Linked DNA regions of Mus musculus: all the other regions are linked to region 4. Evidence: chromatin loops called from intact Hi-C (ENCODE). Cell type or tissue: heart. All regions are shown on one strand. Each heading gives the region's core, and the rest is flanking DNA. Links, peaks and the distances in the headings are about the cores only. Region 1 has its middle 99 kb from the start of Gm13490. Region 2 has its middle 20 kb from the start of Rbm43. Region 3 holds the start of 1700057H21Rik (RIKEN cDNA 1700057H21 gene). Region 4 holds the start of Rnd3 (Rho family GTPase 3).

The links. Hi-C counts contacts between places; a loop is a spot of excess contacts. Peaks named below come from ENCODE experiments on the same cell type or tissue, not always from the same donor. Only the 100,000 strongest peaks of a DNase experiment are listed, where the experiment ranks them.
Region 1: it touches region 4 in a loop (4-fold over the local background); 7 of 42 quality-filtered maps call a loop at or near these places.
Region 2: a loop joins it to region 4, with 2.6 times the contacts of the local background. A loop is called at or near these places in 8 of 42 quality-filtered maps.
Region 3: it touches region 4 in a loop (2.0-fold over the local background); 2 of 42 quality-filtered maps call a loop at or near these places.

The regions. Positions count from the first base shown.
Region 1 is chr2:51,828,814-51,832,813 of GRCm38, forward strand. No RefSeq gene overlaps it. Among named protein-coding and RNA genes, the nearest start is that of Gm13490, 99 kb to the left of the region's middle. In heart, for the core only: a CTCF peak has its summit at 1,668 (motif pointing left); no DNase peak of the experiment used is centred there.
Region 2 is chr2:51,912,278-51,918,280 of GRCm38, forward strand. No RefSeq gene overlaps it. Among named protein-coding and RNA genes, the nearest start is that of Rbm43, 20 kb to the right of the region's middle. In heart, for the core only: CTCF peaks have their summits at 2,920 (motif pointing left) and 5,125 (motif pointing left); no DNase peak of the experiment used is centred there; H3K27ac peaks cover 265 bases.
Region 3 is chr2:51,433,139-51,438,942 of GRCm38, forward strand. 1700057H21Rik (RIKEN cDNA 1700057H21 gene) reads right to left here and starts at 4,762. Exons shown (of 3, transcript NR_130155.1): 1 at 4,556-4,762; 2 at 2,985-3,091. It overlaps Gm32434 (a long non-coding RNA gene), which reads left to right and starts at 4,854. Exons shown (of 5, transcript XR_374359.3): 1 at 4,854-4,928; 2 at 5,035-5,177; 3 at 5,496-5,551. In heart, for the core only: a CTCF peak has its summit at 3,664 (motif pointing left); no DNase peak of the experiment used is centred there.
Region 4 is chr2:51,147,474-51,151,473 of GRCm38, forward strand. It overlaps Rnd3 (Rho family GTPase 3), which reads right to left and starts at 1,638. Exons shown (of 5, transcript NM_028810.2): 1 at 1,252-1,638; 2 at 751-838. The coding sequence starts at 1,401. In heart, for the core only: CTCF peaks have their summits at 279, 492 and 1,787; DNase peaks (open chromatin) are centred at 358, 1,118 and 1,698; H3K4me3 peaks cover 1,908 bases; H3K27ac peaks cover 1,710 bases; H3K27me3 peaks cover 603 bases.

The sequences.
Region 1 (4,000 bases), core at 1-4,000, 680 kb after region 4:
TCCTCAAGGCTCATGGATCTATGTGGGAGAGGAGGCAGAAATATTATAAGAGCCCTAGGGGATGGATGACTGCAAGGAAGCATTCTCCTGACGCAAGAGGACTGATGTACACATGAAACCACAGAGGCTGTGGGAGCATCCACAGACCTGCACATACGTGTTCAAGACAGAACCAGTTCTGAGACTTAGAAGTGGACATAGTGTCCCACCCTAACTAAAAATCTGCTGGCAAAGGGAAAATAGATTTTCTCTAAAGGAGTATCTTAAGTATATTAACCATTCTCCAGGGCAGTCCCCATGCCCAAGAATAGTTGGCCATCACAGAAAAAAAAAAGTTGTATTTTTTTGTGGACTCTCTTTCATTAGGGCTTGTTTTGGCCTTTATTTTTTTCTTATTGGTCTTTGTTTTTGATATGTGATTTTGTGGGAAGGGTTGTGTATGATTTTTGTTTTTTGTTTTGTTTATATTTTTGCTTCTAAATTTTTATTTTTTGTTTGTTGAAATAGAGAGAAAGAACATAAAGTTGGGTAGGTATCTGGGAAGGGTTAGGGGAGGGGAAATGATCAAAATACATTATATGAAGAAAACAAATTTCAACTTTAAAAAAAATCATATACGGGGAAAGAGGGTCCACTTCCTTCAAGCACCACAATGAGGGGTGCTTCTGAATGCTTGAAGTATGATAGAAGGTACATCCCAGTTTTCAGGACTAGAATATTTTAAAGGAATAGCCAAGTATGCTTAGCCTTAAAAGAGAGAGAGAACATGTTTTGTAGTCACTGATGTTGTTTGCATTTGACATCCATCAGGCATTAAAGATTGATAAGCAAAAAAAGAACAGGAGATCAGCAAATCCCCACAAGTTTCTTTTTTCCACTTGGACTCTGTCCCACAACGTCAGAATTTCTGTGGGGACCATTGGCTACCACCAAGTGTCAGAGGCCAGAGTTAATGAGGGAAAGAAAACTGGGCAAGTAGGAGTGTGGTGCTTGCAGAAACTCTTGAACTTATGTGGGGTACTTAGCTGCATAAGGCAATAAATCGAATGATGAATTTCATGGTGTTTGTGTTGTGACGCCCATCAATTGAGGACAAAGCAGTTTAACTCTCAGGCCTTCTTCTCAAATCTCTGTAACAAAGAAGCAAATCATAACCCCTACCTTCAATCCAAGGCCTTGGAAACACATACACACACACACACACACACACACACACACACACACAGAGAGAGAGAGAGAGAGAGAGAGAGAGAGCACTTCTGTATGCATTTATGAAGCTAGTTTTTAATCACTGTAGTTCCTTCTAAGTCAAAGGTATTGCTTGGACTTACATCGTCAGCAACCTAATGGAAGTGGCATGTAATTCATTTGTGAGTCCCCCGTGAAGTGTATGGGTAGGAAATTATGCACCTGTATTACATGGGCAATTAACCAGCTTTTCTGATCGAGGTAGTGACAGCTGCTAATCATGCCACCTAATTCCCTCCCATTTTAAATTTATTATTATTACTCTTGCAGCAATTTTCTGATCTCTTTCCTTTCTAATGCTTTCATTTTGTTTTTCCTTCAGAAAACTCGAACTGAACTCCTGACCCCTGCTGGAACCCTGCCTCCTCTGAAGTACAGGCTTCATTTCTTTTCCTCCTTCGTGTTTCCTGATTGGAGCTCCCTCTGCTGACCGAACAGACTTGCTTTCAAGGCAATATTTAGAAACTGTGTGGTCTTCCCTCTTATTCGCTGTCCTAGTTTGCTCTCTATTGCTGTGATAAATGCCATAACAAACGCAATATCATCATGACTCAGGGAGGAAAAGCATCTTACAGATTATGGTTCTTTATGAAGAGAAAAGAGGACAGAGATGGAAACAGAAGCCATAGGGGAAAGCCGCTTAATGGCTTGCCCTCCATGGCTTGCTCAGCTTTAAAGAACCCAGGACCGCCAGCCCAGGCATGACATCATCCACAGTGGACATCAATCACAAATCAAGGAAATGCCCCCCCCCAGCAACTTGCCTACAAGCCAATGTTATAGAGGCACATAGTTAAAAAAAATACATAAAAATGAAAACCTTAGTGTATACATTCCACTGAAATCAACTGTACCACATGGTTTTAATGTTCTCTCTCTACCTAGCCACTGACACATGACACATGGGGGACGCTAAAGATTCCAAGTGAACAAGTCCAAAAGAACACCTCAACACACACACACACCACACACACACACACACACACACACACACACACACACACACATTCTAGACAGTATTTGTGCTATGATGCTTTCTAGAATAAGTTCAAGGCCTGGTGAGGATGCCCAGTCAGGAGCTACCCCATTCATAGTGTACGTGTATGCCCAGAGGGTTTGGTAGAGGCCTCCCTTCTTCATCCCTTACACCGCATCTTGCAGACCACAGTTCTTCAAATAGAGACTCTGCAAATGTCTTTCTGAAGGCAAACCCTGTCACCTGAAGCACATTGATTTGATCCAAGCTAATTTTTTGAAAGCCCCTAAAAAAAATAATTCCCGCTATAAAGAAGGATCAGCTGGCCTGCTTAGGGGACTCTTCCACCCCTGATGCCTGTGATCCTGTGATATGATCCAATCGGCCTTCATGGAGGGCTGTCTGCTGAGTTAATTGTATGCACTTCTTTGTGTTCTTCTCTTATGTTTATTTCATTGCAATATTTACAAAGGGACTTGCGAAATAAGTCACTATGCAAATGGGAGCGTGCATACAAGATCCCGAGGAATATTAAAATTCATTAACCTTATTTACATTTGAAGCATTATCATGTATATTTGAGCACAGTGCACCTGCCAGGAGGACGTTGGGCCACATCAGCAGTCCACTGAATAATCTATTCACTGCCTTTAATTTCCTTGTCAAGTAAAGTAAAAACTTCCTTATTTTGGATGCATGCAGAAATCACTCCCAAGCTTCTCTAATCGCCAGCAGTTCTTATTTCTAGAGGAGTCTAACATAAATTTCAAGTTGTCCATTGACATTTGAAAGATGAATTTCCCTGAAGAAAATTTCCCATCTTTATTAAATTTGAAGTACAATGTTTCTCTTATCACCCACTTGGAAATGAAGGAGACCAAACTCATTCTTTTGGGTGCTGACAAAAGAGAAAAAAAAAAAAAAGGTTTTGCCTGCCTGGAGCCCTTCCCCATCCAACCCAAGGAACTCCATTGTCTACAAAGAAGGAAAATAGATGGCTTGGAGATTTATGAAGGTGAAGGAAACATCCATTTTTTTCTTTGGGGGGGAGGAAGGGAGTAGGGGTGAAACAAGAAAATCTTCACAGTTGCATTTAACATTCCCCAGAGTCACCGTTACATTTAACATTCTCTAGAGCTATGAGAATGGACTCTGTCACAACCCACCCGGCTTTGGATTGTATAGTGGAGGGGAAAAAAAGAGTATGATCAATAAGTGTTTTCTAACAGGATAAACCAAGTAAAGGGTGAGTTTTGATCAACCAATGCCTTCTTGGGTTTACTAATGCAAGTTAACAAGTTGGAGGAGATAGGCGACTAGCACAGGAAAGTGGAATTCTATTGCTACAGTGATAAGAAGCAAAGAAGCTGAGTGCTGAGTGGTACCAGAGGAAACTGTTCCCAGAAATTGAGGGCAGCCAAGACTCAAAGATTTTCTTAATAAATGACGGTGGACTTGTTCTCTGGGGTGTGTGTGTGTGTGTGTGTGTGTGTGTGTGTGTGTGTGTGTGTGTGTGTGTGATATAAATACCTCCCTCGACCCTTCACCCTCCATGAATTGTCAGGAAAGTCTACATGTCAGCTCTGAGTTTTCTGAGCAGATGATTCCAAGCATAGTGAGTTCCCATCAAGGCCCAGGTGCTGTGCCAGTCAACTGCGAGGACGTATGGGGTTCTGTGAGAACAATAGACCCAGAGACTATGTGGTACTCCAGGAGGCTCCTTAAGTGTCATCTAGCCCACAGGAATGGTGAGGTGGACTGGTGGGCTTCTTAAAC
Region 2 (6,003 bases), core at 1,232-5,231, 770 kb after region 4:
CATCCTGACTTGAAAGGTTTCTGTTAAGAAACAGTATAATAACCATTGATTTCAAAAAACGAAGCTTTTTTTCCCCCACTGAACGTACTTTAAAAGCATTAAAATGCAGCTGAGCGCTCTGAGCTCCTATGATTAATTAAAAGATTGCATCTGGATATAGAGCATGTGTGTGTAAGAACGGGATTTCTCACGCAGAGCCTGTTCCTGGTACCTTCTCAACGCCATCCATCCTGCGTGTAGAAGAAAACTAATCCCAAACTGGACGTCTCTTTCCAGAGGGACTGGAACCTAACGTCCAGGATCAGAAAGGCGTCAGCAGTAGTTTAGCCTGGAGTTTCAGTCCAGGTATCCCAGAGAAACAGAACAGCCAACCCGCCATCTTCCTTCTCTGGACCAGACCGCAGAGGCCATCAAGGTAGGAAGACCCGAGGAACGAAGAGTGGCTTTTTCTTACAGTGCAGAAGGACATAGCACAGTTAAGGTTTTCTTTCTATCCTGAGCAGAAGTCTTGACAATAAACATCTGGAAGCTTGTCCACTATGAATTGCTTGGGTTTCTTCTCCTCTGTTTCCCTGAGGCCACAGTGACATGATACTGTAAGAATTCCCCCCACCCCCTCTTTCATCTGCTTCCTTTCCACTGACAGCTCATAAAGGATGGGCCGCACTGGGAACGAAAGCTTCCCAGTTATTTTCTTAAAATACCAGGGGAGTTTCAGCTCCACAGACCTCGGACTGGATGCCAGAGAGAACATTTTTCCTAAGTCGTGGCAGCTTTGGTGCCTGGGGCTCCACCTGGATTCCCACACGGCCCTTTAAGGCCCGAGCTAATAGCTTACTAAGTCTTAGGAGAAAGATCCAGTAACCAGGTGGAAAAATTAGATAAGAGGCTTTTCCTGCTTGTTGTCTTTTTGCTAATAATGTTTTTTTAAATGCCTGTCATGTATGAGTTTTATACGAAGGTCCAAATTCTTTTTGTTGTACTTAGTCTTGTTTAAGCAAAATTTCACTGACTCTGCTTTATAAATACTAACATGTTGTATAAAAATAAAAAAAAAAAAACTTAAGTATATACCTGATACCCACTTAAGGCATAGGTTCTGGGTCAGAACACAGGTCTATTCAAGTCCCGACCCCACATTCCTAACTACCTTTTGTGTGTATGATGCTGGGGGTGGAACTGTGCGCATGCTAGCCATGCATTATACCATTGACCCACACCCTAGCCTTTCACCCTGTTGGGACCCTTTAAAAGCCTAGATGTGTCAGAAGATTTAAAAGCCAGAGTAATTATTCTCCTATTGGACCTGTGGAAGCTGCAAGTATCCTAGAATTCTCAAGGCCGCCATACCACACCTGCCATAGGTGTGGCCCGTCAGAAATGACCGAGCCATGGAGCTAAGAAGGCCAGAGGGAAACCTCCAGGTATGACTTCTGTTTCAAGAGAGGCTTGGGGGTCCATTTGAGAGGCAGACCCGGGAGCCCCTGCAGACTTTCATCAGACAATGTGGCTATTGTTTACAAGGATACAAGAGAAGAACAAAATGGACTTAAGAGATTTTTGACCTAAGATGACACACTAGATCCATCAGCAAACTCCCACCACCCCCTGCATGCCCTGACTCCCACTCTGCAATTCTGCTGTGGAAAAAGGAGATATCCCAGACTCTCTTGGGTTATGTTTCTGATAGTGAAATACCAGGGAAGTCTGGCATAAATGATGTTCATTTCTGACATCTAGAAAAGAGGCTCAAACTAGAAATTGAAAGTACTGGAGTATGGGGGGGGGGAGTACTATTTTCTTGTACATCTGACTTTGTAAGCTAAGAAAGGCATATCATATGTGTGTGTGTGTGTGTGTGTGTGTGTATAAAACAAAATTTTAAAGTATAAATACACATTGAAATATATATAGTACATTTTCATCTTCCCTTTCTCTCTCGTGTGTGTGTGTGTGTGTGTGTGTGTGTGTGTGTGTGTTTAGCACACACTGCATGTGTGGTGATCAGAGGGTTCTTCCTTCTGCCCTGTGGGTTCCAGGAAGCAACCTCAGATTGTCAAACTCACCCCGTCAGCTGAAACACTTCTCCAGACCTCATCTTTATTTCTCACAGAATTTTTCAGAAACTCACAAAAGTACAACAAATGCTTCAATGAACGCCTGTTCCAACAACTATCAAGCTAATATCCGTCTAATGTCTTCTATTATCCACTACTCAGAGAGAGACAGAGAGAGACAGAAAGAGAGTCAGGGATATGAGCACACCTTATCACTTTATCGTAGATACTAGACAACTATCTATAACTAAGCTGCATCCCACCTTTGTAGAATATTTTTAAAGATTTATTTATTATATGTAAGTACACTGTGGCTGTCCTCAGACACACCAGAAGAGGGCGCCAGATCTCATTACGGATGGTCGAGAGCCACCACGTGGTTGCTGGGATTACTCAGGACCTTCGGAAGAGCAGTCAGTGCTCTAACTGCTGAGCCATCTCTCCAACCCCTTTGTAGAATATTTTATAATGAGTTTTGGCATCAAGTGATTCCATGAAAACATTAATAGTTAAGGAATTTTTAGCATTGCCAAGATACCATTACCACACCTAATAAAACAAATAATAATTCCATAATATAACTTTTATTCCTGATCGAATTTCCCTGGTTGTCTCACAAAGATCACTTTAAGAATGATGTTTGCTCTATGACTCAAGTAAGGTCCATAGATTGTCTTAGGTAATAGGTCTCTCAAGTCCGTTTTAATGTGCAATCGTAACTTTACTCTCTAAAGTCTGTGATTGTTGCATTTCTAATGCATGTGTAATCTTGCCAATGGACTCAGGCTGATCCCTGAAGTCACAGGTTGACAGGCTCTGCAGGACAAAGAATTCCTCACAAAGGGGTCTGGCGCCCTCTAGTGCTTTATCAGATTGTAACTGCTTCTGAGTCTCAACCCAATTTTGAAACAAAAAAGCCAATCCTGGAGAAACTAGTTCCCACTCAAGGACAGCCCAGCTAAGTCACCTACAACACACTCCTGAGCAGCGAGTCTCTTTAATATTGAGAGATTACACTGAAATCCAAGTTAAGAGTCAGAAGCTAACAGTTTACCCATTCATTTGAGTCCTCAGATTACTAATGAGGATGTCACAGTCCATCACTCACAGTGACATCACCATTGTTTGTGCTGGAATTTCTGGCCACTGGTCCCTAGCACTTCCATTGTGCCAACATCTCATGCTTCACACTGCTGCTCCTTGGTGACATTCATGACCACATTCAGGTCGGCCTGGGGAAGGTAAAGAAGGCCTACTCTAAGGTAATGAACAGTTCCTGGCTTTTGTCATGGCACACCAAAAGAACAGAGGTGAGGTGATATAAAAGAAAATCATATAAATGCATTTTAAAAATTCTCAAGGCCAGGATCCCTGACCAGAAGACAGGACAAAAGAAGTATAAACTGTCCTGGAAATGATGTATTTTAAATGAGATGTTAAAATTAACATATTTTAGAGTAATAGTTGATTATATAGAATGTCAAACTAATATGAAAATAAAGGAAGCATCAAACTTAGAAACATTGGTGTACCTTGGATAATTCCAATTCTCCATTATATGGAAAGTTTGTGTTTTCCACTACAACTACATTAAAGCATACTTTTCTATCTGTGTGTTTAAAAATAATCATTACTGTTCTCGTTTGCATCTTATGGCTGCAATGAACGTTGACCAAAATCAATTCAGAGAGGAAAGGGTTTGTTTGGCTTGTACTTCCACTGTCCATCATTGAAGGAAATCAGGGCAGGAACTTAGGCAGGACTAGGAAGGCAGGAACTGAAGCAGAGGTCAAGAAGAAATGCCGCTTACAGGCACACTGCCTTGGGCTTGCTCAACCTGAGTTTTTATACAACCTGGGACCACCTGCCCAGAGATGACATCACCCACAGTGGGCTGGGCCCTCCCACATCAATCATTAACCTAGGAAATGCCCTTCTAACATGCCCATGAAACAATCTAATGTAGGCAGTCCCTGTTTGTATCATGTTAACATTTACCAACCAGCACAATGCCGTGAGTTACTTAAAAATACATATTCTGAAGGGGTTAGATAAAATTGAGAAGGCATGTGTTAAACACCTATAGTCCCAACACTTGAGAGGCTAAGGCAAGAAAACCCTGAGTTTCAGGCCAGCTTGAGCTACATAGAAAAACCCTGTAAGAGAAGGAGAAGAGGAAACAGAGGGATGGAAAAGGAGAGGGGAAAATGGAGGAGAAGATGGAAGTGAAGGAAGAAGAGGAGTGTCTTAGTCAGGGTTTCTATTGCTGCACAAACATCATGACCAAGAAACAAGTTGGGGAGGAAAGGGTTTATTCAGATTACACTTCCATACTGCTCTTCATCACCAAAGGAAGTCAGGACTGGAACTCAAGCAGGTCAGGAAGCAGGAGCTGATGCAGAGGCCATGGAGGGATGTTACTTACTGGCTTGTTTCCCCTGGCTTGCTCAACCTGCTCTCTTATAGAACCCAAGACTACCAGCCACCCACAAGGGGCCTTTCCCCCTTGATCACTAATTGAGAAAATGCCTTACAGTTGGATCTCGTGGAGGCATTTCCACAACTGAAGCTCCTTTCTCTGTGATAACTCCAGCTGTGTCAAGTTGACACACAACTAGCCAGTACAAGGAGGAAGAGGAAAAGGAGGGGAGAGAAGAGAAGGAGGAAGAGTAGCATGAGGAAGAAGAGGATGAAGAGGAGGAGGAAGAAGAGGAAGAGGAGGAGATAGTAGATGAGGAGGGAGGGGAAGAGGAGTATGAGGAAGAGGAGAAGGGGACAACGTAGTAAGAAGAGCAGCTAAGAATAAACACAGCTCCATCCTGGACACCGGATGCACAAACAGGAGCCCAGGGGTAACAACTTTTCAAGTCTTAATGACTATAGAAGAGAACTTCAGGTTTACATTGCCACCTTTACATTCATCATCAAAAGTTAAAAGTTTCAGGGCTGAAGGGACGGTTCAGAGGTTAGGAGCATTGGCTGCTCCTCCAGAGGTCCTGAGTTCAATTCTCAACAACCACATGGCAGCTCACAACCATCTGTAATGAGATGTGGTGCCCTCTTCTGGGCTGCAGGCATCTATGCAGGCAGAAACCATTATGTATATAATAAATAATCTTTTAAAAATAAAGTTACAATCCAGCACATCCACTACAGTTTCAGTTTAATGTGACTTCAAGCCCCAGCCCAGAGCAAACCTGCCTTGACTGCTTCCATCAGTCAAAGCTTCCATCGGCACGGGTAACAGGTTCAGACTTCACATTACTCTCCTTCCCCTCAGATCTCCAGAAATGATCTAGTGTGTGGTAATTGCTCTATTTTTTTCAATCATGTGTTGAGAGCTTAAAAAAAAAAAAAAAAAAAAAAAAAACGGGGTGGGCAAGGCCAGAATGAAAAATGTCCTCTGTATCTGACCCAAAAGAAACACCAGAGGCTGCAGGCTGGCAGACGTCTGCTGAAGTGAGTGAGAGTGAGCTCCGCTGTTGAGCTGCAGATTACCTTACTGTCTTTTGTCACCCCCTCCTCCAATAACAGGGGACACAGGACACAAGGCTCCCTTGACAAGAGAGTGCAGAGCCCACTAGAGAAGAATAGCAAGAGTCTCTGTGAGATCCCTTTAAGCCAGGCAGTGGTGGCGCACGCCTTTAATCCCAGCACTCAGGAGGTGGAGGCAGGTGGATTTCTGAGTTCGAGGCCAGCCTGGTCTACAGAGTGAGTTCCAGGACAGCCTGCCTCAAAAAAAAAAACAAAAACAAAAACAAAAACAAAAAAGAACTTGTAGCATCCAGCCCTTACCAAGTCCTTACACAAGAATGGCTGGTGACTCGGGCTCCCTAACATTACAAACCCATCATTGGTATTTATGCCCTATGAAGTCTCCAAGAACACTGAATTAGCAAATGCTGAACTCTAGGAAAGACACGGGGTTAGATCCTAGATCCTGGGA
Region 3 (5,804 bases), core at 1,805-5,804, 290 kb after region 4:
AGGGCATCAAGTGGAGGGATGGGGTTGCCATCCCACAGTCAAGAACTCTGACCCAGAATTGTTCCTGTCTGAAGGAACTACAGGAGCAAAAATGGAGAAGAACCTTAGGAAAAGGAGGTCCAGTGACAGGCCCAAATTGAGATCCAGCTCAGGGGGAGGCCTCAAGCCCTGACACTACTACTGCTGATGTTATGGTATGCTTACAAAAAAGAGGCCTATCATAATGGCCCTCTGCAAAGCCCAACCAGCACCTGAAAGAGCCAGATGCAGATACTTACACCCAACCAATGGTCAGAAACTAGTGAACCCTGTGGTTGAATTAGGGAAAGGCTGGAAGAAGCTGAGGAGGAGGGTGACCCTATAGAAGGGCCAGCAGTCTCAACTAACCTGGATCCCCCGGATCTCTCAGACACTGATCCACCAGCCAGGCAGCATACATCAGCTGATTCGAGGCCCTCTGACATATATATAGTAGAGGACTGCCAGGTCTGGACTCAGTCAGAGATAATGCACCTAACTCTTGAGAGACTTGGGGCCCCATGGAGTGGGGAGGTCTAGGGGTTGGGGGGAGGGGACATCCTCTTGCAGACAGGGGGGTAAGTGTGGGATTTTGGAACAGTTGGGAGGGGGATAAACTAAAGAATAAAAATAAATAAATTAAATTAAAATAAAAGAAACAATATGAGTTTAATATTTCATCCCTACAACCTAAAGACGTTGCCTCTATTAAAACCTGAAACCTTTAAGTGAAAATGCTTTCCATAACATTAATGTACAAAACCCAGCAAAATTGCTAATTAAAGTTAATTATAATTAATTGTTCTAGAGTTCAAAAATCCAAAAACAAATACTTTTTAAAATTAAAAATGTCTATTATGGAATCTTGTATAAGAATAGTAAATAAACACAGAAAATCTCTTCCTTAAAAACAAAAGGTATTTGGCCATTTACATAGTGAAGAAATAAATCTAAACCAATTTCCAAGGAGATACTAAAACCTACACAAATCTCAAAATTTTTCTAAGTTTGGAAAAAAATTTATGTATACAAGAACCCATTGCACTCAAAGAACAAAAAACTTCTAAAATTTACTGCAACCTATGTCATAACCAAGCTGATGAAGCCGACAACGAAGGGAGTATCTTAACAACAGTCAGAGGATTCAAATACTAAACAAAGGAAAAATCGACTCTTATCTTCCTGGACTCTTATCAAAATCAATGAAAGAAGACAAAAATAAGATACTTAAAGTGCTTAAAACAAAGCTTATCAACCAATAATTTCACATTTTATAAACCTTTTATCAATCTCCATCTAGATTAATTAATAAAATTGTTAGAGAAATATAAATAAATTGTTTAAAGACGTTAAATGAAATTCTTTAGACTATAAATAATGATACTATGTAGAAATATATATTTACCCCAAATACCAAAAAGTTCTGAAATTGGTAACTACACAGGTTAATGAATACACACAGACACACAGTTCTATGTGACATAATGACATTTGTGAACCACAAGTCATCAGTGGACCACAGAATTATAGTGGTCTCATAAGATTATAATCTAGATTTGTAGTGAGCTATCAAGAAAACTTTTGCAAACACATTTCTGATATTCACTTAGTGGTAAAATAGTCTAACAATACATTTGCCAGAAACTATCCATACTGATCAGTGATACATAGTTGGGAATTGCCTGTACACATGAATTATATAGTAGCAAATGAAGGAAATCATATGTGTTCGTTACTTCTCTCATTGCTGCTTCCAACTCTCTGACCAGAAGCAACTTGAGGAGAGAATAATTTATCTTGGCCTGTGGTTTGAGCAGGGCTAGTTGGTGAGTCTCATGGCAGGAGATAAATGATAGCTAAAGCACCTTGGTCCACAGTGCTGGGAATGTGTACATGTCAAAAGATCATAAAAGCATTCTGGCGGGAAACTATAGCCAGGCTATAACCATAGGGCCACCCTTCCTGGTGATCCATTTCCTCCACCCAGCTCTCAATACAATCATTAGCTGATGACCAGGAGTTCAAACGCATGAGCTTGCGCAGGACATTTTATATTCAAATGTGCATAGTTAACTGTAACACATAGGCTGAAAAACAATACCTCCAGAATTTTAGCCCAGCACCCCACATTTCAATAACTGATATATGAGCTGAGTATGTCACTCAGTCAATACAACACTAGCTGTGCCAGCGTCAGGGGCCAAGTTTGAATCCCCAGAATTCCCATAGAGCCAGCTGGCAGTGTGTGTTTCTGTAATCCCAGCACCCCTAGGGAGACATGGCTATGGTGAGTGGAGAGTCCCAAGAGCCTTGCAGGGCAGTAGCCTGTCATGAGCACCAGGAAGAAAACTAGACATGGCTCTCTGTCTCCAACAAGATGAAGGACTGACACCAAAGTTGTCTTCTGACTTTTACACATGGACTGTGCATATGTGGACTTATATTCAAGCACACAAAGAGGGAGGGGAGAGAGGGAAAGAGAAGGAGAGAGGAGATGGGAGGGGGAAGGGGGAAGAAACAGAGAGAGGGAGAGAGCAGGGAGAGGGGAAGAGAGAGTTGTGGAGAAGGGTGGAAGAGTAAGAGAGAGGGGAAGAGAGGGGCAAGAGAGAAAGAATACAAAAAAAAATGAAACAACTGCTGTAATAAGCAGCCAGAAAGAAAAAAAGAAAAAAAGAAAAACGATTTAATGCTCTTAACCTTGATCCAACTGGCATTTATGAAGTTCCACCCAGCTCTAGCAGGAAACACATTTTTCCCCAATTATGCATGGCTCATGTGCTAAGAAAGAAAATTTCCTACATTGAAGGGGGTTGCATTTTTCTGAATATTAAAGTGAGGTGTTATTTATGGCATGTGGGATTCAAACTCATGTAAAAAGAGGATAAATCAACACGGAAGAAAACAGGTGAGGCCTTAGTTTGCAAAAGGGAAGCCCAGCACAGCATATTTTAAGGATGGGACAATACCTGGTGCGCTGATTTGAAGTGATCTTTGTGGCATGTGCCTTTTTTGTTGTTGTTGTTCAATAACAAGTTCCAGAGAATGTCCCTCGACCTCCACCCCCAGCTGCTTCCTGTAAATGAAGGCAAGGAAAACTGCAGAGAAAATGAAGGCTGAAGAGCTCAGCATGTGCCTGGGAGCCAGGGTAGAGACAAAGGAGCAGCCTTGAGGCCTGAGGGAACCAAACTCAACAGGGAGAATCTGGAGTCAGAGGTGAACCGCGTGGATCCACTTACAGAAATCCAGAGGGCACCAGCTGGCTGTGAACATGGTGGCTTGGTTTGACCCTCTTCCACCTTAATGCTTGGAGGGTGACCCCAAAGAATACTGTGTTGTTTTTGTTCTCCCCTTGCAAGTCACCACAGAGAAAAGTAGCCCTGTGGATTTGTTTCTAAATCGATTCTAACCACCTCGCCAACAGAGGAAAACTAAATACAGTTTACTTACAAATACATATATTTTTGTTACATCATTTCCACCCTTTTATAATTTAAGCATTGTCTCTGAAAAAGTGACAGGAGTAGGGGCTGGAGAGATGGCTGGGCTGTTAAGATCACTGGCTGCTCTCCTAGAGGACCTTGGTTGGATTCTCAGCAGAAGTCTCTGCAGCTCCAGTTTCAGGGTATTCTGCGCCCTCTGCTGGCCTCCACAGGCAGTGCATGCTCGTGGTACCCAGACAATGTCAGCAAAACACCCCCGCCCTAGTTTTGTTACTATAAATGTTTCTGCCTTACAAATACTGGTGATTTTCATCAATGATCTTGATGCTATATGCAGTTTTAAGAAATATTTTTCAATTTAAATAAAGTTAACAATTTGGAAAGTCAAAAAAAGAAAAAAAATAAACAGTGTCAAAGTGAGAACAAAACAACAGCATGGAAATCCTAGGATATTTTCAAAAGGGAAAACTCTTCAAACAGAAATCTACCCTCCTCTTCAGCCAGGCTAACCCCCAGATGCCCCCACCTCTCCTCTGCCCCAACCTCCACATTATAATATTCTCAACTGATAGCAAATAGAAGCAGGGGAAAAAAACAAAACAAAACAAAACACCACAACAGAATCTGCCTTTCAGTTCTAAGCACAGGCAATGGAGATGACAAAAGGAGTTCTGGACGTACTATATTGTACGTTGCTGTTTCACTAGGAGGACTGAATGCTGCTTCACTTCAAAGTGTCTCCTTTGTAAAGAAAGAAGTTTATTTGATGGCATGCTCAAGGCTTCTGTCTGTACTACGTTATCTTAGCACTGTTATGCCCAAGTCTCAGGGACCCCAAAGACTACCAAGGAGTCAATTCCGATGCAAACATACAGGGTCTTTAATGCGAGCAAGGACTCTCACCTGCACCATGACAATGGCTCAGAAATGAGTGGTTACAACAAGCTTGGCGAGTTTCCATACGGGTCAGCAAGTTAATATTTTTAAAACTGCATTTCTGACGTAATCTGTAGGAACCAGATACAGGGGCAAAACCACCTGACAAACAGGATGGCCAGATTTTCTATTTTCTGCAGGATGTCTTAGGTTATATGTACCTTGGCCCTGCCAGTGTAGCCTGACTGGCCGTTGCTAGGGGTAGGGTCCAGGAGTCCGGGCAGTTGCCGTATGATGTTCGCACAAGTGGTCTTCATGGCTTTCATCCTGGAATTGGAGTCAGGCCTCGTACAAACTGGAGCTTCTTCTTTAAAAAATGGAGTTGGTTGGGCTTTAGAGCACCACTTGTCAGTTCCTCCTAGGAATCCTTCTGGAAGCTACAAAGCACCCCTGCCTCTTTATTGGGCTATGTGACATCACAGAACATCTGCATCACACCCACTCCCACGTGATCGGCAAGTGCTGTGCGACAGAGAGAGGATGAAACACAACAAGGAGCGCAGGGCAGGGAGGATCTCCGTAGGGCTGAAGCCGGTGGGTCATGCTGCTTACTGTAGCTGGTTTTTGATTAGTCTGCGTTGCCCAGATGCTATTGCACTGGGTGGTAAAATGGCCTAGATTATTATCTCTGTGCCTCTAGGAGCTGGCACTTCACCTGCCTAACATGGAATGCTGCTTCTTAAATGGCGTTAGATTGGATTCTGGTGAATTAAGGACTGTTCACAAATCTGGAACAGAAACAAATGATCACTCCGTAACAAGAACTCCAAGGAACAAGTGATGGTAAGTCGGAGAGGGGAGGGTGGGACATTTTTCCCAACAGTCCAAGACAGATAATCCATTAAAGTCAAGTGGCTTGTGGCCAATGAGAGTTGTTAATACTACAGAGACTTGGCGAAACCATTTGTGGGTTTTCCATTTCAACACAGTATCTAACAAACATCAATTTACAGGCAACCTGGGCAGTGAGCAATAATTCCCCAAATGACCCGTCCCCAGCCCCCACCTCCCAAACACCTCCCACACATACACCCCATGCACACCCTGTGCCTTTGAGTGACCCCTTCCTTCCCAGCACTGAACTCTGTTTTTTCTGTTTAGCAATGAGTGCCCATCCTCTGCTCTTACCTCCGGGACCAGCAGCCAAGCAAACAACAGTAAGCGTCTATTTTAGTAGGATCAATACATTTCTAGATGTTGTGACTGCTGAGTGTGACCCCATGTTCTCAGGCATAGTGGAAGGGATTGCATCTCTGAGCAAGAGAACACACAATCACAGGACATCTTAGGAACCAAGGAACTGGACTTTTAAAAATGTAAACTCTATGTAGTTAGAATTTAATCCAGCTCAGGGGATGGCAATCTGACTCCTGATGTGTCTTCCCTTACCTCTAGATACTTAAGCAGAAA
Region 4 (4,000 bases), core at 1-4,000:
AACCCGGCCTTGAACCCTAGACCTCTGGACGGAACCCTCCAAGGCGCCAATAATTCAAGTAGACAGGAAGGTCAAAGGCGATCGGTGCTGCCTGCGGCTCTGCAGGCAGGCGAAGCCGAAGCAAAAGGGTAGGGGAGTGGTATGTTCGGAGAGCTGGCACAGAGTGATCCCTGGGCGGCCGCAGAAGCCGCTCTGCACCGGTGGCACAGAGGCTGCGGGGGCGGAGGCCCCGCGGTGGCCGCTGCCGGCACCACCAGCGCATTCCTGACAGTAGGCGTCACGGGCGCTGGCTCCGGCCATTCACCCATCTCCCTCAGCCTGGAACACCCCACGCAACCCGGAGGCTTTGGGGATCTTCTCCCAGCTCAGCCTGCGCCCCTGCCCCCAAACCAGATGGCTGGTGACACCCATGAGGGGCTTCCTCCGCGAGCGGGAGGGCTTCCACGCTGCTCTGTATGCTCCAGCACTGGGCCACCCTGGCGGCCCGCTCCGGCACGGCTCCAAGGAAGGACAACACAAGGCCATGCGGCCACCAGAGGCTCCTCCAGCAGGGTCACTCCGGACACCTAGCGTCCTCCTGTCCCCAAGACCACAATCACTCCCATTGCTGCCCCTGCCCAGAAAGGATAACATTTTCCGGCGGCTCGGGACCGGGAAGTCCCTCAAGGAGCCACATTAGCAGACAGGGCACCAGATCCCGAGCCCCCGGGCGCACCGGTTCAGACCGCCACGCGGTGTGCCGAGTCTTACCTGAAGTGTCCCACAGGCTCAACTCTATTCTTTGTGTGTCGATTTCAAAACTGGCAGTGTAATTCTCAAACACCGTAGGGACGTAATTCTGGACGAACGAAAGGGACAGAAGAGGAAGGTGGCAAAGAGATTATTAAAAACACGACCCGTAGATCGAACACTTGAAAAACCACCAAGCCCCCAATTAAAAAACCACCACCACCAACAACCTCACACTCCTTACACAGTAAACACGCAGCCCCCTCCCGAGAGCCCACCCAGGTCTCCCCACCCGGCCTCCCACACTGAAACCAGCAAGTTTCTGGGGCCAAGAGCCCAGGGTGCTGGCGGGTCCCAGCCAAGACCCTTCCAGGACACTTTCGCTTCCCGGCCGTGTGGCGGCAGAGACGGCTGGGCATGAGAAAGATTTTCAAGAAAATCAGTGAAGCAGGAGAAAGGCGCAGTCCTCCAGACCGGGGACCCCACCAGCCGCTCCCCTCAAGACGTGCGGGTCACACTCACTTCTGGGAAGCAGTCCTTGGCGAAGACGTGGAGCAGCGCGGTTTTCCCACACTGGCTGTCGCCCACTACTACTATCTTGCATTTCACGTTCTGATTAGGATCCATGATAGATTTACTGGATAATTTCTGGCTGGCTCTTCTCTCCTTCATTGATGTTGCCTTATTTTCTCTTGGAACAGGAATTTTCTCTTTAGAAGAAAAAATATATATATATATATACTTCTCTCTATAAAAAGCAGATATAAAAATAAATCGCAAGGCCGGCGGGAACCCCTTTAAGCACAGCGGAGTGGAGGAGGAGAGGCAGCGGCTCTTTACTCCTCTCCTACAAGTTTTCTGCCTGACTCCGCGCCTCTCTTCCCAAGTCCAATTCCGATCGGTCTGCTTTGTTTCACGCTCTCCGCGCCGCTTTATACGCCCAGCCTTCCAATCCGCTCCGCTTTCTCAATGAGAGAAGGAAACCGATCCGCCTCCTCCCCTTTTATGGAGCCTGGGAGCCAGCACGGCCGCCCCGTTGGCGGAAAGTGTAAGCAGCGCGCCCTCTAGGGTGGCGTGCAGGATGGCTTGCAGACCCAGGTTCTGGCATAACCTGAAGGTGCCAGGCAGGATTTGCAGATGGGTAGGTTGTTCAGGGCCAGGGTGAGGGGAAGCAGATAATCTGTGCACATGGATTTGCATTGGGATTCCTTTCAAATTGCTTTCCAAGGGGCTCGCCTCCAGAAGCCTCGTCATCATTTGTGAAAATAAAAAAAAAAATTCCCAATCAAATTAATAATACAGAAGTAAATCTTGGAAGGGAAAGGCTAAGTTTTTGTGTTCCCAAACCCATAAAATCATTATCTATCTATCTATCTATCTATCTATCTATCTATCTATCTATCTATCTATCTATCTATCTACCTACCTATCATCTATCTTCTATCTATCTATCTATCTATCTATCTATCTATCTATCTATCTATCTATCTATCTATGTATCTATCTATGTATCTATCTATCTATCTACATATATAGTACATAATAACATAGATGATTTATTTCAAACACTAGAACTCGTTTTCCTTGACCTTTGTAGAGGACTGGCTTTTTAAACTGTCAGATTCAGCTATTCCAGAGAAGGTAGGAGGCTTTGGGGAGTGACATGATAATGTGAATAGGTGCAGGGGCGAGAAAAAAGAGAGATGACAAAAACTATCAGAAACTTGGCCGCAACTGCCACTCTCTCTGTGACAGCTCTAGAACCAGGGGTCTAAGCACTCTTTGCTCCCTTCAGCTGTACCCTCCCTCCTTCACCTAAGAATCAAGGAGTTGGACTTAAAAAGCACACATGCTCATTGTGGAAAATTTAGGGACTCCCCTCCTCCACACACGTACTCCAGTCATTCCAAGTCTCCCTTTCAACAAGTCTTAGAAGAGACAGACAAGACTGTGTTTGTTCTCTTGTCTTCTGAGAACAGTGTCTTCATTGCCAGTCACCCCGACAGCCAGGAAGCGTCAGTTATTAAATTTGTAGTGAAGGTGTCTGGGAAGAAAGTTCAGCCTGTGAAGGGCTTGGTCAAGTGCGACTTGAATTTCACCACCAGCACCCATATAAGGAGGCACTCCTGAGACAGACCCAGAGGATCCGTGGGGCTTGCTAGCCAGCCAATCCAGTCAAATTGAGGAACTCAGGATTCAGTGAGAGGCCATGACTCAAAGATAATGTAGATAGAAATTGAGGAAGATAAACAACCTCTGGCTTCCACACATATACTAAACACATACATATAAGTACTTACACATACACACACAACCCTTTAAGGAAAGTATAGTGACTGAATATGTAGTGAATTACTAGAATCATGAAATCACAGGACCTAGAATGCTATCTTACTTCTTTCAGACTCGAGAACCTTGAAGTCGTCCCCTAAAGACAGTCCTGAATCTATCTTTGGGGATAGGTGTGTTTTACACAGGCTGACCATGGAAAGGGCAGAGCTGGCCGAGGTCATATGTCTGCATTTGCCAAAATTTGCTTGGCAGAGCTTTATTCGTTTGCCCCAATATCATCTCTTAAAGTCTTAGGTTGCACTGTCATGTCACAGAGGGAAAAGTATCCTATGTGAACTTCATAGAGTTTACCCTAGCATTTCCCTAGTCTTCCTAGTGCGGGAAATGCTCCTCAAGCTGTTTGTGTGGTCGAGGGAGATTGGGCAGAGCAGTGGGGGCTTTCAGACAAAGATGCATTTAGGCCATGAGCTTCACAGCTTCTGGCTAAGTGACACTGGAGTAGTCATTTCATCTCTGTAAGCCTTAGCTTTATCTTCTTTAAAATAGGTTTCATGAAGACATTGGTAAGAAGATGACAATGGCGCCTGCCTGTACTTGGTATTTCCCTGTAGCTCCCACTTGCTTGCCCAGAACCAAGTCTCATGTCTGGGTGAATCCTGGATTCATTAGTCGACTTACTAATAAGAAGTGGGCACATTTTTGTTCTCTCTCTCTCTCTCTCTCTCTCTCTCTCTCTCTCTCTCTCTCTCTCTCTCTCTCTCTTTCTCTTTTTTAACCTATGACACTTCCCCTTCCAGAGAGATGACTTGGCCTGCCACATTCCTGAATTGATATAGTTTATATGGTCAAAGTCACCTTACCTACAATTAATTATTAGTTATTTTGAGTTGACTTGTTAATGAACTGGACATCAGATAATTTATCATCTAAGCTATATCTGAGCACCAAATAAGACACCGCCAATGATCTGGCAGGCCTC